Regions from separate parts of the Homo sapiens genome. Here all the other regions are linked to region 3. Evidence: chromatin contacts called from ENCODE Hi-C or POLR2A ChIA-PET data. All regions are on one chromosome and are shown on one strand. Each heading gives the region's core, a stretch centred on a gene start or an enhancer-like site at or near the end of the contact. The rest is flanking DNA. Distances are from core to core; before and after follow the strand shown. Region 1 overlaps CDC42BPA (CDC42 binding protein kinase alpha). Region 2 holds the start of LINC01641 (long intergenic non-protein coding RNA 1641). Region 3 has its middle 36 kb from the start of LINC01641.

The links. A loop is a pair of places that touch in the nucleus more often than their neighbours do. ChIA-PET counts read pairs that join two places held with the same protein, here RNA polymerase II (POLR2A). Pooled maps may share reads with other maps.
Region 1: a loop to region 3 is called in a pooled map, with 5 times the contacts of the local background. The contact joins two enhancer-like sites. A Hi-C loop is called at or near these places in 3 of 50 pooled maps. POLR2A ChIA-PET finds 5 or more read pairs at or near these places in 3 of 52 experiments (MCF 10A, activated CD4-positive, alpha-beta T cell and activated CD8-positive, alpha-beta memory T cell).
Region 2: a map of K562 shows a loop between it and region 3 (4-fold over the local background). The contact joins the promoter of LINC01641 here to the enhancer-like site in region 3. A Hi-C loop is called at or near these places in 5 of 168 maps with a recorded cell type or tissue (K562, PC-3, breast epithelium and 2 more) and 2 of 50 pooled maps. POLR2A ChIA-PET finds 5 or more read pairs at or near these places in 6 of 52 experiments (BJ, K562, MCF 10A and 3 more).

The regions. Positions count from the first base shown.
Region 1 is chr1:227,297,866-227,301,990 of GRCh38, reverse strand. The region is part of intron 1 of CDC42BPA (CDC42 binding protein kinase alpha); the gene reads left to right. Among named protein-coding and RNA genes, the nearest start is that of CDC42BPA, 19 kb to the left of the region's middle. Within about 2 kb of position 2,635, at least 2 of the 41 ENCODE cell types and tissues checked have a DNase peak (open chromatin) inside an H3K27ac peak, as active enhancers do.
Region 2 is chr1:227,391,563-227,395,322 of GRCh38, reverse strand. It overlaps LINC01641 (long intergenic non-protein coding RNA 1641), which reads right to left and starts at 1,769. Exons shown (of 4, transcript NR_187381.1): 1 at 1,619-1,769.
Region 3 is chr1:227,355,814-227,359,721 of GRCh38, reverse strand. No RefSeq gene overlaps it. Among named protein-coding and RNA genes, the nearest start is that of LINC01641, 36 kb to the left of the region's middle. RefSeq lists enhancers at 2,383-3,066, 3,067-3,752. Within about 2 kb of position 2,386, at least 20 of the 41 ENCODE cell types and tissues checked have a DNase peak (open chromatin) inside an H3K27ac peak, as active enhancers do; they include PC-3, PC-9, endothelial cell of umbilical vein and 1 more, where a contact is called at or near this core.

The DNA of each region.
Region 1 (4,125 bases), core at 1,386-3,885, 58 kb after region 3:
TTAGAAAATCTGGGGAGGGTTTAAGGTTGCTTAGGAAATGAAGCAAATGAGAAAACAATAAGAAAAATAGAAATTAGGAAAGGAAAAGTAATAACTTATATGGTTATAGTAATGGAAACACTTAATATTTATCTAACTAAAATTATGCTGTAACCATATTGGGAGGATGGTATGGAAAGGGAATTTTTTTTTTGGTGGAAGTGATAGTAGGTACGGGGCGTAATGTTTTTCCTAAATCTTAAGTGATGATTGAATGTGTATTTATGAATAACTGATAAAAATGAAAATTTTAAAAACAGCTGTAGTTTTTACAGAATTAAAAAGTCTAAATCCGGCTGGGCACAGTGGCTCATGCCTGTAATCCCAGCATTTTGGGAGGCCGAGGTGGGCAGATCACGAGGTCAAGAGATTGAGACCATCCTAGCCAACATAGTGAAACCCTGTCTGTACTAAAAATACAAAAATTAGCTGGGCATGGTGGCACATGCCTGTAGTCCCAGCTACCCTGGAGGCTGAGGCAGGAGAATCGCTTGAACCCAGGAGGCAGAGGTTGCAGTAAGCCGAGATCGCGCCACCGCACTCTAGCTTGGCGACAGAGTGAGACTTCGTCTCAAAAAAAAAAAAAAAATGTCTACATCCTTTACTCCTACTTCACTGATCTTATTTTCAAACTTGTGTTTTTCTTTTTGAGGTATTTCTAAGTCCTGTAATCGAGGAGCTCAAAACTGGATAGAGGGAATGGGAAATTTGTGTTAGAATTTATGAGTATATTCTTTGAGCAGATCAGTCTTTTTCTTCTTCAGTTATTTCTCTGTTCTTATGATGGCAATTTATAGTCTTTGTCTTAGGAGTTTAGTTGATTCCTAAAAAACCTATGTAGGTTAAATTCGTTAGTGATACACAGATACTTCTGTGAACACACAGCAAAAGAACACTAACAGAGCAGTGAAGACAAATCACACAAATGATGTAAATGACGCAAAGGATGGATATGATTATTATTTCTTAAAACTAAGGAGCTGCCAGGTGCTATGAGGAGGCATCAGAATACGTGTCAACTATACAACTGCAAAGGTAGCTTTGGTTTAGCAGCGCTTACCCGCTCTTCTGATGTTCAAGTTGATACTTGTAAATGCAAAGAAATGCCGTGTGTGCGTGTGTGTAAATTCTCATAGCTTTTGGAGTACAAGAGGTTTTTGGTTACATGGATGAATTGTATAGTGGTGAAGTCCAAGATTTTAGTACACTCGTCACCTGAGTACTGTACATTTTACCCAATATATAGTTTTTTATCCCTTACCCCCTTTCTTCCTTCTCCCTTCTGAGTCTCCACCTCCATTATACTACTCTGTCTGCCTTTGTGTACCCATAGCTTAGCTCCCACTTATAAGTGAGAACATACGGTATTTGGTTTTCCATTCCTGAGTTACTTCACTTAGAATAATGGCCTCCAGCTCCATCCAAGTTGTTGCAAAAGACATTATTTTGTTCTTTTTATGGCTGAGTAGTATTCCATGGTATGTGTGTATATATATACCATATATTCTTTATCCCTACATTGGTTGATGGGCACTTAGGTTGGTTCCATATCTTTACAATTGTGAATTGTGTTGCAATAAACATATGTGTGCAGGTGTGTTTTTGATGTAATGACTTATTTTCCTTTGAGTAGATACCCAGCAGTGGGATTGCTGGATCAAATGGTAGATATACTTTTAGTTCTTTAAAAAATCTCCATACAGTTTTCCATAGAGGTTGTACTAACTTACGTTCCCAGTAGCAGTCTATAAGTGTTCGCTTTTCACCACATCCACAGCAACATCTGTTGTTTTTGACTTTTTAATAATGAGAGGTGCCTTATATTAAATGAAATTCCTCTTGTAATGAATTTCAACTTCTCCTAGAGAAAATCCCTTGAAAATCTAAAGAACTGACCAGCTCTTCCCTACATGTCTGTTTTAGGGCAAGGTTAAGAGAAGTTTGTTTCAGGGGATTGCTGAACTGTAGGACTCTGAGAAAACTGGTCCGCTTTCTAACTACTCCTGAGTCAGGTTTTCAGAGGACGAGAATGACGTCTTTATTTACTTTAACATTATGACTCTTTACATTCAGATGCATATTGAAAAACACACCCCAAAAGAAATTATTATTGAATTATGTAATACTTTGCTTCCTTGTATGAGAAATCATTCTGTTTAGTTTGTTGACTACTTCTGTTGCTCAAGGTCGTTTTTATTTTCCAGACTGTGGGTCATTTATTTTGTTCATGATTGCATACCTAAAAATTTATCTTGCATTTTATCTAAAGGGAAAAACATCAAAATAGTAGCAAAGCCATAAAAAATTTACATAATAAATCTGTAATCATTTTAGTTTCTAAATTTAATGTCTTTGCTGAGAATCAATAGAATTTAAAGCAGATATTAATCAGTGTATCTAGATAACATTATATATTTACAGCTTAAAATAGGGTTAGGATGAAATATTTATGACAGTTTAGTATATTTTGTTTTCAATTAGGTGTATTACTAAAAAACATGTAAACCATTCCATTTAAAAAAAGAAGTAAAAGGAGATGATGTAATATAACTAGTATTTGGAAATGACAAAGGAATTTTCCCTCCAGCTGTAGAAGTATTTCCTTTGCAACAGTGTTTCTCATTTATGTTTCAGTTCTCAGATATACAAAGATGATTGCTGTGAGAGGGCATTAGTTTTTTAACAGACAATTAAATTCAGTTTTTGAAAACCCTAATTGTTTAGTGTTCGTCAACCCTAAGAATTTTTACATAAAGCTGCTTAAATATTAGTTAAAAAGTCAAGTTTCATTTTCTTTCCAAAATTCTCTGCACATGGCTCAAACTGTATTTGAGTCTGAATTTCTTTTGAAAATCCAGTAAGCTTTATGAAGAAATGCCAAGAAAATGTTTAGTTCAAATTTACTCTTCTTTCATAGAATGACTTTCACTTTAACTGTTTCACTTGATTTCTATTTATGCTACTCTACAGCTGTCCATTTGTGAAAGTTACCAGCCTCTAGAATGTAAAGAGCTATATATGATTCTATTCTAGCATATTGAGGTGAAGTTATAGATGAGCAGTGTGTTTTGTTCAGCTTAGTTTTGATTAATTTTCCTTTTTTATGGATATTGAATTATCTTTATAATTCAGTGAAAAGGCAGTGTTTGAGATATTTCATGTGCTTTCTTCTCTGTAAAGTTCTCAGTTTTTGTCACTGAAACCTATAAGCCACTGAGCGGCTGCTGTCTGTATCTGCTTATGCCAGATAGTCCTTGGCTTTCATTTGCCAGAATGCAGCAAGCTTTTTGTTATATAGCTTCAAATGGCTTTTTTCCTTAAAAGAAGCATGTTTTTGCTGGAGAAGTATGAATCTATATTAACAGTTGATTATAAAGGACAAAACTCTGGGACAGCCAAATGGAAGTGATGCGTAGGGCAAGGTTTAGGGTAAGGGAGTAGAGGGGGAGGATTTCCATGCCCTCCTTAATTTTCTTCTGAGTTTTTAGGTTATAGCACCAACATACTAATGACACTAGCTTGTTTATATACATGTTTAGCCAAATTATGAAAAGTAAAAGAAACTATTTACCTGAGGATATTATTACAAAAAAAATGCCTCAAGTTGAGTAAGGGCAATTATAATAGTGGTTGAATTTCTGGTACTATTTTGTCATAATTTCACTTGTTATTTTTTATGTGTTTGTGTATATTTCTTGGATGTGCTTTAACTGTTGCTTGTCTTCAGTACCTTGGCAATATATATGAATTTGGAATTGTGGCACGACTCTGGGGAGGGAGGTATTCTGGAAAATGCCATATGTGTGAAATTTTTACCTACTACACTGAGAAAGAGAGATTTTTTTTGAGACAGATAAAAAAAAACATTGTATATAGTCACACTGCTTTTTCTCAGTCTGCTTTCTTTTGGTGTATGTATATATTTATGTATGTATATATTATGTATATATATGTATATATATGTATATATGTGTGTGTGTGTGTATATGTATATATACACACACACACACATAAAACAAAATTTGCCATTTTAGCCCCTTTAAAGTGTATTATTTGGTGGTGTCAATTACATTTCAAAATGTATAA
Region 2 (3,760 bases), core at 520-3,019, 36 kb before region 3:
GCTGGGCACAGTGGCTCATGCCTGTAATCTCAGCACTTTGGGAGGCCAAGGCAGGCGGATCACTTGAGGCCAGGAGTTCGAGACCAGCCTTCCCAACATGGCAAAACACCGTCTCTACTGAAAATACAAAAATTAGTTGGGCGTGGTGGCACACGCCTGTAATCTCAGCTACTCAAGAGGCTGAGGCAGGAGAATTGTTTAAACTCAAGATCACGCCACTGCCCTCAAGCCTGGCAACAGAGTGAGACTATGTCCCCCCCAAAAATATTAATTGAAATATTAATTGAATATTGATTGAATATTAATTGAATTATCACTACTTGAAGCCAGAGGCAAGGCAGGCTTCTCCTACTCTAGAAAGGAAAAAGAAGAGGAATATTTAATAATTTAGATGTTCTTAGAATATGGAATTGTTAAGTATGCAAGTTAACACTATGAGGACAACTACTAAAATAAATAAGATACCATGTCTGGCTCCTAAAGTAACAGCAGAAGAAAAAAGGACTATAGAAAATGTTTTCAACACAAGAGAAGGAAGGAAAAAGGAAAAAATAAGCAAAGAATGATAAACATAAGATGAAAAAATAAGAAAATTAAAAATAAGTTGAAACATTATCATTAGCCTCAGCAACCATAAACGTGTTAAACATTGACTTTCAAAAAGAGATTATCAGAATGATTTTTTTTTTCCAGACAGAGTCTCGCTCTGTCACACAGGTTGGAGTGCAATGGCATGATCTAGGCTCACTGCAACCTCCAGTCCATCAGGATCAAGCGATTCTTCTGCCTCAGCCTCCCAAGTAGCTGAGATTACAGGCACACGCCACCACACCTGTATTTTCAGTACAGACAGGGTTTCACTATGTTGGTCAGGCTGGTCTCAAACTCCTGACCTCAAGTGATTCACCCGCCTTGGCCTCCCAAGTGAGAATGAATTTTTTAAAACCCCAAATCCGTCCAGGCGTGGTGGCTAACACCTGTAATCCCAACACTTTGGGAAGACGAAGTGGGCAGATCACCAGAGGTCAGGAGTTCAAGACCAGAGACCAGCCTGGTCAACATGTTGAAACTCCGTCTCTACTAAAAATACAAAAATCAGCTGGGTGTGGTGACACATGCCTGTGGTCCCAGCTACTCAGGAGGCTGAGGCATGAGAATAGCGTGAACCCAGGAGGCGGAGGTTGCAGTGAGCCGAGATTGTGCCATTGCACTCCAGCCTGGGAGACAGGAGTGAAACGCCACCTCAAAAAAAAAAAAAAAAAAATGCATTGAATACACCTAACTTACCAAACATCACAGCTTAGCTTAGCCTAAATTAAATGTGCTCAGAACACATACATTAGCCTACCATTGGACAAAACCATCTAATACAAAGCCTATTTTTCAATATCTTGTGTAATTTATTGAATACTGTACCGAAAGTGAAAAATTGAATAGTTGCATGGTTACTTGAAGTATAGTTTCTACTGAATTGCTTTTAAAGCATTGTATAGTTGAAAAATTGTAAGTTGAACCATCGTTATCAGTATAGGCAGGGCCGTGCTCCCTCTGAAGGTGCTAGGAAAGGAATTACTCCATGCCTCTCTCACAACTTCTGGCAGCTTCAGATGTTCCTCACCTTGTAGGTGCACCACTCCAAGCCTGTCTTTACATGATGTTTTCCCTGTGTGTCTTCACATCATCTTCCTCTGTGTCTATGTCTGTGTCCATATTTCCCTCTTCTTTTAAGGACACCAGTCTTGTTGGATTAGAGGCCCACCCTACTCCACTATGACCTCATCTGAACTTAGCTAATTGCATCTGCAATGACCCCGTTGCCAAATAAAGTCACATTCTGAAGTACTGGAGATTGAAACTTAAACCTATCTTTGGGCAGGGGGCACAATTTGACCCATAACAGAAGGAGGCATCAGTAAAAATAAGGGCAGAAAAGGCTGAAATAGAAACCAAAGTCATAAAATAGAGTAAATAAATACAAATGAAAGTTAGTTTTAAGAAAAAAATCCGGTTTGATTACCCAATCTTTAATAAGACTGATAAAGAAACAAAAGAGCACAAATAAACTATATTAGGAATCATAAAGAGATACAATTGCACCCACAGATATATAAAATCACAGATCATTGCACTATAAAAAAGAATACTTATTTATTTATTTATTTATTTATTTATTTATTATTTTTGGAGATGGAGTCTCATTCTGTTGCCCAGGCTGGGTGCAGTGGTGCCATCATAACTCACTGAAGCCTCGAAATCCCAGGCTCAAGCAATCTGCCTGCCTCAGTCTCCCAAGGAGCTGAAACTACAGGCATGTACTAGCATGCCTGGTCAATTTTTTAAAAATGTTTTTGGAGAGATGGGGTGGGGGGGCGGGTCTTACTATGTTGCCCAGGCTGGTCTTGAACTCCTGACCTCAAGCCATCCTTCCACCTCAGCCTCTCAAAGTTCTGGGATTACGGATGTGAGCCATCATGCCCAACCGATATTTATTTTTAAAGCAAATTCTACAGATCTTCGAGGGAATAGCACTTAAGACTATTTTTAAAACTTGGATGGGTAGGTGATCACATATCTCTATTTATAATAGCTATGTGTCTTCTCTTAGCTATATTGGATTTTTTTTTTTTTTTTTGAGACAGAGTCTCACTCTGTCACCCAAGCTGGAATGCGGTGGCGTGATCTCGGCTAACTGCAACCTCTGCCTCCCGGGTTCAAGCGATTCTCCTGCCTCAGCCTCCCATGTAGCTGGAATTACAGGCACCCGCCACGCCTGGCTAATTTTTGCAGTTTTAGTAGAAATGGAGTTTCACCATGTTGGCCAGGCTAGTCTCAAACCCCTGACCTCAGGTGATCCGTCCGCCTCACCCTCCCAAAGTGCTGGGATTACAGGCATGAGCCACTGCACCTGGCTATATTGGATCTTATTTTCAGGATTTTAGAGAAAAAAAGGAAGAACTAAGAAATGTGCCCTTAGCTAGTAGGAAGCTGTGGGGTTAGAAAAACAATTACTAGGAACTTTTAATGCTAACCATTAAGTAAATATTTTAGTATATTTGAACACACAGAGCATATATTTTTACCTACTCAAATGTTTCTATGTGGATATGAAAATATATACACAAGAAAATGATAATGGAGCTACTGACAGATGCTTTGGTACAGCTGCAAAATGCAAATATTTCTCTATGTATATTCATGTTCGCTCCAGAGATAAAGATCGACAAACCTGCTGAGCTGGTATTTTATGCACTATTTTTCTGTCTGCTTTTTAACAAGGGGCTCCACATTCCACATACGATCTACATTTCATTTTAACTCCCAAGTTCTTGGCTTTACTCTTTTCATGTCAGCTTTATCCTTTTAACCACCTGTTCGATAGTGATTTCTCAGCTTCAAATTCTAGCTTGCTTTTCTTCCCCCTCAGAAATGTCCTGTAATTTTATTTATTGTTTCCTGAAGTGTGGCACTTGCTCATAATTTCATGAATGACAGCCTTTTCCCAAAGGGAACCAAAATAGTAGTTATTCTCCAGCTCCACTTCACAACCATATTTAAATGCAAATACAATCACTTCCATTCTATCTGCTTTGCTTCTCATATCTGATCTAAACTATCAAGACATTACCAAAATCTAGCTTTTGTTTTTTGTGATGGTGACTTTTCATTTTTATATACACGTTTTTGGGGTTGTTCAAGAATTATATAATGCCCAGGTACAAGTTATAAGATAGCTGTACTATGGCTACACTTCATTATTAAG
Region 3 (3,908 bases), core at 1,137-3,636:
ATACTTTTTTTTTTTTTTTTTTCTGTAGAGATGGGGTTTCACTATTTTGACCAGGCTGGTCTTGAACTCCTGGCCTCAAGCAATCCTCCTGTGTTGGCCCCCAAAAAGTGCTGAGAATATAGACGTGAGCCACTGTGCCTGGCCTGGTCAAATATTTTTGGTGGTTAGCTTGGCTGGCTTGTTAAGAGCAGGGCAGAAAGACTGGAAGATTGGTGGAAAGACATTTAAAGAAGAGGTGTGTCGATGGACCTATGGCCATGGCCCAAAGTGTGAAGATTTTGAATCCCATTGTTAATGCCCATAAGTGAGCATCCCCCATGGAAGAAGCACTGAAGAACTAAGTAGACAGGATGACTTAACTGGTCATCTACTAAAGGATGACCAGCCAGACCCTGTCACGCTCTAGTGCTGGCACAATGGGCACATGAACCAAGCAGCCCTGATGGCAAGGATGGAGGCTGTACATGGGCTCACAGCAGGGACTCCCACTCAGCAAGGCTGATCCTGCTACTGCAACTGCCCAATGTCCAACCTGCCAGCAACACAAACTAACCCTGTGTACCAGCCGACCAATTAACCATTTGGTATTAATTACATTGGATCCTTTCTACACTGGAAGGGGCAGTAGTTAATCTCGATAAAAATGGATACATATGGATGTAGGTTTGCTTTTCCTACCCACAGTGTGTCAGCCAGCACCACCTTCTGAATAATTACAGTTTTTATCCAGAAATATGGAATGCCGTGTGACATTCTATTAATTCAAGGAGCCCACTTTACAGCAAAGGAGAGTAAAAGTAGACACGTGGTGGGGAGATCAACTGGTTCTACCACCCAGACCCTGCCAGCCTGCTGAGGGGATAAAATGGTCTTTGTAAGGGAGCCACAGAAGCTTACGCTTGGAGATGCCAACCTAAGAAGTTGGGGCATCATTTTCCAGATTGCAGGACATGTCCTAAATCAGCTACCACTCTATGGTGTTGCATCCCCATTGGGAAGAATACTTGGGTCTAGGAAACAGGGTGAAAATAGAAGTGGCTGTGCTTATCATCACTGTCAGTGACTATTAGGAATGTGTGATTTCTGTCCTTGCAGCTTTGTACTCTGTGGGTTTACAGGTTTTATATTCTAAAGGAAAACACACTAGGGGACACAGCAGTAGTCCCATTAACTTAATTTTTTTTTGAGACAAAGTTTCCCTCTTTTGCCCAGGATGGAGTGCAGTGGTACAATCTGGGCTCACTGCAACCTCTACCTCCCAAGTTCAAGCGATTCTCCTGCCTCAGCCTCCCAGGTAGCTGGGATTACAGGTGCGCACCACCATGCCCAGCTAATTTTTTGTGTTTTTAGTTGAGATGGGGTTTCACCAAGTTGGCCAGGCTGGTCTCGAGCTCCTAACCTCAAGTGATCTGCCTGCCTCGGCCTCCCAAAGTGCTGAGATAACAAGCGTGACCCACTGCGCCCGGCCAGTCCCATTAAATTTTATAGCTACTGCCTAATTACTTTAGGTTTCTTGTTATAAGAGACAAGAAAAAAGGAGTCACCATTCTGGGAATGTGTCATATTGGGGATTCAGCAGGGGTCATTGACTCTGATCACTAAGAGGAAGTAAAACTGCTGATATACAATAGTGCCAGGAAAGGTATATAATATTTGGCACCCGGGACATCTCCAGGAGAATCTCCTTGTACTCCCTTTACCAATTTTGATGGCAAATTGCCAAGTGCCATGGTTGCAGCCTGAGAAGGACGTGACAACCAGGGTCTCAGACCCATCAAAGATGAGGGTCTAGGTCACCCCAGCAGCTAAGCCACCGAAACCAACAGAGATGATAGCCAAGGGTGAAGGGACTCTAGAACGGGTAGAAGAGTGAGATAATCAGCTGGCCTCTCAGGATCCATTGCTGTAGTGACAGAGCTGTGGTTTTTCCTGCCAATCCTCTCCTTAAATTTCCCAGAAAAAGAACCAGTCAGAATCTTGGAGGAACTATTTGCAAAGACTAATTTACAAAAAAAAAAAAAAATCCAAGCAGCGGAAAAGGGTGGACTGTAGTTAATACTATGCACTGCCCAGAACTTCCCTGCAGGACTGAGATACCATTTCCCCAGCTGTCGGAAGTGTTGGCCGAAGGGCTTTCAGCTGAGTCACTCTCCAGGAAATGTTCTCAGTCCCTCGCCCAAGGACATTCCCTGCCTGGGGTCAGTCTCCAGCCACTGACTGAGGGAGGCAGTATAAAGGCCCATCCCCCTTTGCACCAAGGTGGGACAAGATGGGCTATCCAGAGCTCCCCTCTGACTGCAGCCTGGCTTTGTTCCAGCTGCTCCCCAGTTCAGCTCTTCCCTCTTTTCAATCCTATCTCCTTCCATGCCCATTAGTGCTGACTCATAAGACACACCCCAGTAAACCTCCAGCAGGCAAATCTGTCTCAGAGTCTGTCTCAGGGGACCTGACCTAAGAAAACGTTATCAATTTACTGTAATTTATAAGTTAAATAATGTAAGACACAACATAAGGAAAGAGTCATCTGATAATTCACAAAGGAAATTGCAGAGGAACTGGATGAATAGTGCTATTAGATAATAAGAGTGTTGTTGGGTTAATCTTTACAGATAGAGGAAGATTCCCTGTTGAGACTGTGTCCAGAGGCGAATCAGAATGACGGATAAATGAAATAGAAGGTTTGGGCAAAGAGAATAATATCAGGCAATGTTCTGTGAGAGGCAACTTATCAGACACATCTTGTACGGCATCTTCCATCCGCTCAGCTCACCTTTTTACTCTAGCCATTGATGTGGCTGGTGTCAGTGGGGACAGGTGGGGCTAGCTTACAGCAGTATCCTAATCACTAAGAACTTCACCAGCAATGAAGTGCAGGTGAGGCCGGCAGCAGCTTACCTCAGCTGTATCACATTTTTCTCCACTGATCTCACTTCCTGCCCTATTGGCTGGCTATAGGAACTGTTCAGCCACTGTCACACAGTGGCTGTGCAAACCTGGCAGGGAGTTTCATTTCCTGGGGCAACGCTTGACCAGTGGGAGATGGTCACAATTTACATGACCATAGAGCGTTCCCAGAGGGATGGAGCCCCAGTTGCACATGATAATGGCCAGCTTAATAGCAGGCCCTTGGATTGCTTTCTCTCCTGTTTTACTCTTCTACTCCCTCATTCCTATTCTTCTGGATCACTTCCCAAAATAAATTACTTGCATACAAACCCTTATCATGGAATCTTTTTTTTTTTTTTTTGAGATGGAGTCCTGCTCTGTCGCCCAGGCTGGAGTGCAGTGGCACAATCTCAGCTCACTGCAACCTCCACCTCCTGGGTTCAAGTGATTCTTTTGCCTCAGCCTCCCGAGTAGCTGGGATTACAGGCACACACCACCATGCCTGGCTAATTTTTGTGTATTTTTAGTAAAGACAGGGTTTCGCCCTGTTGGCCAGGCTGGTCTCGAACACCTGACCTCAGGTGATCCACCCGCCTCGGCCTCCCAAAGTGCTAGGATTACAGGTGTGAGCCACCGCACCCAGCCATGGAATCTACTTGTTAAGGAAACTCAGGCTAAGACAGTTGTACCGAAGTGACCCTAAAAAGGAAACTTTCAGGGTCCTTTAACAGTCCTTATCACAGATAAGAACCCGTGACTGGTGTTAAGTGGTTAATTACTACCGGTTTACAGCAGCATCCTAATCCCTAAGAATTCACCCAGTGATGGACGAAGGTGAGACGCCGGTGAATGCTGAAGCGTTGTATTATGTCATAGTAATGGTCCTTGAACAGCCTGGTAACAATGTGTATTATATGAATGTGGAGTTGGCTGGGTCTTGTTAACAGAATTAGAAACCTTGAAAAAGAAAATGATAGGCTCAGGTTAGTCAACTATCAACTCAAGGCATGCTGTCTTAAGAC